Regions from separate parts of the Mus musculus genome. Here region 1 is linked to region 2. The links are chromatin loops, found by intact Hi-C in ENCODE. Cell type or tissue: heart. All regions are shown on one strand. Links, peaks and the distances in the headings refer to the core of each region. The heading gives the core; the rest is flanking DNA. Region 1 holds the start of Angel2 (angel homolog 2). Region 2 holds the start of Rcor3 (REST corepressor 3).

Region 1 (2,901 bases), core at 115-2,614, 1.2 Mb before region 2:
TCTGAGTTCCAGGTCAGCCTGGTCTACAGAGTGAGTTCCAGGACAGCCAGGGCTACACAGAGAAACCCTGTCTCAAACAAAGGAAAGGGAGGGAGGGAGGGAGGGAGGGAGGAAGGAAGGAAGGAAAGAAGGAAGGAAGGAAGGAAGGAAGGAAGGACCTTAATGCCATTTGCTTATTTCAAAACACTACATTTTTCTTTGCACAACAAGCAGAGGAGCTAAGGTGTGCTTGGAGGAGAAAGTCTGGTGATTGACAGGTCTTCCTTAAGTCTGCTCCAGTTAATAACCCTATCAATGATCTTTGTTTGCCGTATGTTGTGTAGTCAGTAGAGTACTAGGTTGAATAGATTTGAACAGGAGTCATGGACACTGTTCACAAGTCACTTACAATGTGATTATGGAACAAGGCATATAGGACACTACTGGCCACATGTAACTAACAACAACATTGTGATCACCCTTAGAAAATAGGACAGTATAAACCTCAAGCAGTCAGCCCCCATTTGTGGACACTGCGTTTGTAAACTGCCTACTCCCTAAAACCTACCTAAAATGTCCAAATCAATCCTCACAGTGTTTTGGTTTTTCTCCAACAAGGAGAAAGGCAAATTTTAGTTGCCTAGTGTGCTTGTCCCTGAGGTTAAACAAGGCACTCTGCCCTCTTGAGTTTTCAGACCGTAAAAAACTAACCTTTCTACCGACTACTTAGTGTCCCTTTCCCACAGTTTTACTGATTTTTCTATTAAAAGTGCCCCCCAAGTATACTGCTGCAAGATTCTGAGGTGACAAAAGTTAATGATGTAATATAGAGAAAATATGTGTACTAAATTATCTTCAATTAGGTATGTATCAGAAGACTGTTGGACAGAGTTTAACGTTAATGAAGTGACAATATAAATTAAATAAGGAACATGCATAAAACAAGACTTCATATTGGTTGATGAAAATGTGGTCCGAAGCCAAGTATGGCAGTACGTTGCTGGTGACCACAGTGCTCAGACAGGCATGTGAGATAAGTTTGACGAATGCCTGGACTGCACAAGACTTTTGTCTAAGGACACTCACGAGTGTGCGTGTGCAATCAGAGACTAGCTTTCCTCAGAGTTTGCTAATTCAGCATTCCTGACATGTTTACACAATATAACAACTGCAGATAAAGAGAAGGATATACACGAAGGATAAAGTATCTCTCAAAATTAACACAAGGAAAAGAACAAAACTTCCCAAGAAATTACTACCCACAGCTACACAGCTCTACCAAAGAAACTAAGCAAGCAGCGACCCTGGTTTCCAGTGCCCTCTGCCTCGCTATTCTCGCTGTCCCTTCTCCATTTATGTTTTCCAAGAAAGCTACGCTCGATCTGACAGACTCGGATCATCAACGCACTAATTAATGTACAAGTGGGTTCTCTGAGATTTGCACAAAATCAATTATAAAGTTCTACGGGAACCCACAGAATAGTATTTCCTCAACGTGGAAATCTACCTTTTGGATCTACGCAACCACGTAAATACACTTTAGGTCTCACGCAGCTCCTGCTCCTTCCTATGTCTTAAGAAAGCCGTCAAGCGCTAGCCTTCCGCCCTACCAGGAAATGGCTGTCCGCGCACGCTCTGCGCATGCCCGGAGTCGCACTGCTTAAAGGAACTGCCCCAGAAGGCAAGATGGTGACCGGGCCTGCGGCGAGACGCTCCTCCCAGCATGCCTAGCGGCCGGCCGGGAGCCGAGTGATGGGGATCCGGTAGGACCCGGCGAGCGGCCGAAGCTGAGGTGCAGCCGCGGGCCCGGGCGTTGGGCGCTCACAGAGAGCCAAGATGGAGACGTGGCGCTGTGTGAGGAGGGGCTACGGCCGCTGTGTGGCGGGGCGAGGCCGGTCAGTGGCGAGCGGCCGGCGGGATGGACAGAGGGAGGGACCTGGAGGGGCGGGCGGGGAGGGGAGGGGCGGGGCGGCGGGGCGCGGGAGGAAGGCGGAGGAAGAGGGTCCGCGGCGGGGACGCGCCAGGCGGCGCCCGGGGAGAGGTAACGCGCGGGCGGGCAGCAGCGGTGGCCGCGGCCTCCGGGATCCTGCGGGCCTCGCGCGGCCTCCACGCTCGCCGCCGCCGCCCGCGCGCAGGGCCCCGCCCGGAGGGAGGCTGCGCGCCCCGGGGTGGCTGGGCAGCGTCGGTCACGCGGAGGCCAACTTTCACCGCCACTCAAGTTCTTGCTCCGTCCTGGGTATTTTTCTTTCAATCCACTCTTTGAGAGCCTGGCGTGATGGCTCACGCCTGCACTTTCCACACCCCGGAGGCCGAGGCGGGAGGATAACCATGAATTTGAGGCTGGCCTGGATTAGGCAGCGAGCGTGACACTCCGCCTCCAAAAGTAAAAAAATAACTCACTTGAAATTTTAAAGCGCCACAGTACATGCAGCCTCTAATAATGTCACCCCAAGTAGTATCCACCGAATCTTAAATTGGATGTACGGATTATGTTTTTCTCCTATAAACTTTGAGGACTTAGTTATTAAGATTCCAGTGGTTTGTATAACCTTTGAAACTATATCGTACCACGCGTGGGAAATAGCACACTGTCGTTACATAAGCCGTTGGGATCTGCCCACTCCATTCCTGGTTCCTGTGCTATGGCATTTTCTGAGTACCAGCTGTGTGCTTGGCCCTTGGGTGGAGACTGGGCTTTCAGAGAATACTGAGGTTCGAACCCTCAAAAGCTCACTATCTTACAAGAAAAAGATGTGGTATAAATAACTGCCAATCCAAAGAATAAGCGTCACTGTGCAGGTTGCAGTATAGAAACATTTCAAGACAGAAAGTAAACCGTTATAGCACTGGGGAGGTGGAGGCAGGAGAATTAGAGACACCACCAGCCTGTGCTGATGGTCTTGGACTTGGTTTTTGTCTTGG
Region 2 (2,829 bases), core at 1-2,500:
CTTGGCAGCTGCTGCCGCTGTCCTGTGGTCTGGCTTCCCCGGGCTGGGTCGGCGCGCGGGGAGGGGTTGGGGGCGACCGGGGCGGTGTCGGGCACGGGCGTTTCCCCGCCCAGGTCCACACCGCCTCGGCAGAAAGAAAAACCAGGATCCCGTGTGCGCCGGGGTCGCAGGGCTCGCCCTTGGCTCGGGCTAATGACAGCAGGCGGTTGCCAAGCGTGGCCCTGCGGAGCCTGGCTGAGCCCCGGGTTCCCAGGGCGGGTCGGAGTGGCATCTGACCTGGGGTAGGTTCATGCACACACAGATCGCACGCCCTCTCCTGCAGCCCTTGGTTTTGCAGTCCCCACGCCCCGGGCCTCGGACCCGCGACCTCCGTGCGAAGCCACCAGCGTGCAAGTGCCGCGGGAGGGAACCATGTTCACCTTGCCATGCACACATCTACCCCCACGCCCTGTGTCACTGCCCAGCCGAGCCTGCCAGCCTCCCCGCCCGCGATGCCCTGCCCTGCCCTGCCCTGCCCTGGCCTCTCCTGGTGCGCCCCACACTCAACACCACGTAACTCCCTCCCATCCCGACGCCGGCCACCCCAGAGCAAGCCTGGGGGAAAAAAAAAGAGAGAGAGAGATGGGGTTTTCCTGTGAGCAAATATATCTACCTGGATCGAATTCAGGGATCCGAGCTTGGTATTCAGCTCCGACTCTCATCCCAACATCTGCAAAGCAATGCCAAGATATATGGTAAAATGGTAATAAATAAGGAGAGGAGAGGGGAAGGGCAAGGCAGAGACTCTCCAGCCGCGGGAGCGCGGGCGAGGCCGTGGCCGGGTGGGGGCGGGGAGGCGCGGGTCGCGGGCTGCGGCGGCACCGGGAGTTCCGGCGGCCGCGGCTCGGCTCCGAGGGGGAGGAGGGCGCGGGGAAGGGGGCCGGGCGGACGGGCGGGGGCGGGGAGCGCGGCGAGGTACCCCCGTGCTCGTCGTCGCTGCTGCAGCCGCTCTCGGGCTCCGAGAAGTGCAGCCCGCCGTTGGCCGAGGAGCCGCCGCCTCCCGCCGGGCTCTTGGCGCCGCCGTTGGCCGATCGGCTCTTCCCCAGTAACTCGGGCCCTTTCTCCATCATGCCGGGCATGGTAGAGGAGGGGGAGAGGTGGCGTCAGGGAAGGGGGAGACGGCTGGCGGGCGCGGGCGGGAGCGCGGAGGAGGAGGAGGAGGTGTTAATATGGAGCCGCCATCACCGCCCCGGTCGAGCCGTAGCGCAGTCGCCCCACACCGGCCCGCCCCGGCCCCGCCTCCCTCCCCTCCCCCGCCGCCGCCGCCCCGCGCCGTGCCACCCGGCCGAGCGCCCCTCGTGGCCGCGCGCTCCTCACTGGGCGGCCGCGATCACTCCGCCCTAGGGAGGTTCCGGCCGCGGGGCGGAGAGACCAGAGGGCCGGGACCCCGCGCGTCCCCAGCCGGCCGGTTCCCGGGCGCTCGAGGGCCGGGAGACGATGTGGAGGCCCCGGAGGCGGCATGGAGGGCGGGGAGGCGGCCTCTGCCCTGTCTCAGCTGAAGGAATTTGGCCTGCTGAGGCGGGGCCGCGGGGCGGGAGCTGCTCCCGTGACCGGGAACCCGGGATGGCGGTCTCAGGAGCTGCTCCGGTGAGGAGCGGCGGGGATGGCGGCCTTTGACAGGAGCTATGAGGATGGCGGCCTTGGACCGGAGCAGCTCCGGTGACGCGGGCAGGGGTTGGCGGCCTCAGACAGGAGCTGCTCCCGCGAGGTGCGCCCCGGGGTAGGAGCTGGGTCCTCCGGTTGGAGGCAGGATCGGTTCACTCCGGAATGAGACCGGCCCTAAAGACCTGGCGAGGCAGCTCCTCTCTGCTGTGAGGTCCGAGAGGGACTGAAAGGGCAGTATTTCCACTTGGCTCTTTCCCTTTTGCTGTCTAAGAAGCGAATGCCACGAGTGGGGAAATAAATAACCGAACTCTACCTTCCCCGGGCCAGTGCTATCTGGGTCGACACTGCCTGGGGTGGTGGCTCAGAGCAATTCTGGAGAGGGTGGAGAGAGAAGTGCTCTGCAGAGAGGTGCTGCTGCTGCAGAGAAAGGTGAGGCCAGCTGCCTTCTGGCAGTTTGCACCCAGTTGAAGATTGGCTGGACTGTATTTCTTCCCCAGATTTAAGGATATTTGCTTATGACATACTGTCTGGGCAAGGAGGACGATTTGTGTCTCAGGAGTAAAGGGGGGGGGGAGTTGCTTAATATACAGATGTGTGTCCTGCAGAATTTGGGGGTAACAGTAAAATTACCTTGAAGGTTAAAACTGTTCTTTGGAATTCTGTTACTGAGAAATAACAGACCTACTCAAGAATTCAGCCAAGAAAACTCTGGGATACAAGAATTAGGCCGGTCATCTGTCTAAAGGAGGGAGTATTTTGTCCGGGTGGAGAAACAGTACTGGTACTGGAAATAGTTGATTTTTAGCTCTATATGTGTCCATTAATTTTTGAACCACAACTCAACCTCCCCTCCCGTTTTATTTTTTGAGACAGGATTTCTATGTGTACTTCTGGCTGTCCTGGAACTCACAGAGATCCGCTTGCCTCTGTCTTCTGAGTGCTGGGAGTAAAGAGCTGCACCACCACACCTAGCATCGGTTCCTTTTTTTAAAAAACACATTGCTGAAGGATATTTTAAGTCTGATTTTTATTTTCTGCAAGGAGAAATGTTATGGACAACTGAAATGATATTTTATTTTTTACATTCCAACCTCTAATGAACACGACTCATCTCAGCCCTGTCACATCAGCTCCTTTGATCCTGGAGTACAAAAGCTAGAGCCTATAAAAAGAAAATTCAAGAAA

The links. Peaks named below come from ENCODE experiments on the same cell type or tissue, not always from the same donor. Only the 100,000 strongest peaks of a DNase experiment are listed, where the experiment ranks them.
Region 1: a loop joins it to region 2, with 6 times the contacts of the local background. A loop is called at or near these places in 3 of 42 quality-filtered maps.

The regions. Positions count from the first base shown.
Region 1 is chr1:190,926,885-190,929,785 of GRCm38, forward strand. Angel2 (angel homolog 2) reads left to right here and starts at 1,621. Exons shown (of 9, transcript NM_021421.4): 1 at 1,621-1,874. The coding sequence starts at 1,816. In heart, for the core only: no CTCF peak of the experiment used is centred there; a DNase peak (open chromatin) is centred at 1,677; H3K4me3 peaks cover 2,085 bases; H3K27ac peaks cover 1,704 bases.
Region 2 is chr1:192,136,781-192,139,609 of GRCm38, forward strand. Rcor3 (REST corepressor 3) reads right to left here and starts at 1,260. Exons shown (of 12, transcript NM_001346740.1): 1 at 959-1,260; 2 at 653-709. The coding sequence starts at 1,118. Gm10516 (predicted gene 10516) reads left to right here and starts at 118. Exons shown (of 4, transcript NR_033536.1): 1 at 118-281. In heart, for the core only: a CTCF peak has its summit at 1,369; a DNase peak (open chromatin) is centred at 1,411; H3K4me3 peaks cover 2,439 bases; H3K27ac peaks cover 2,246 bases.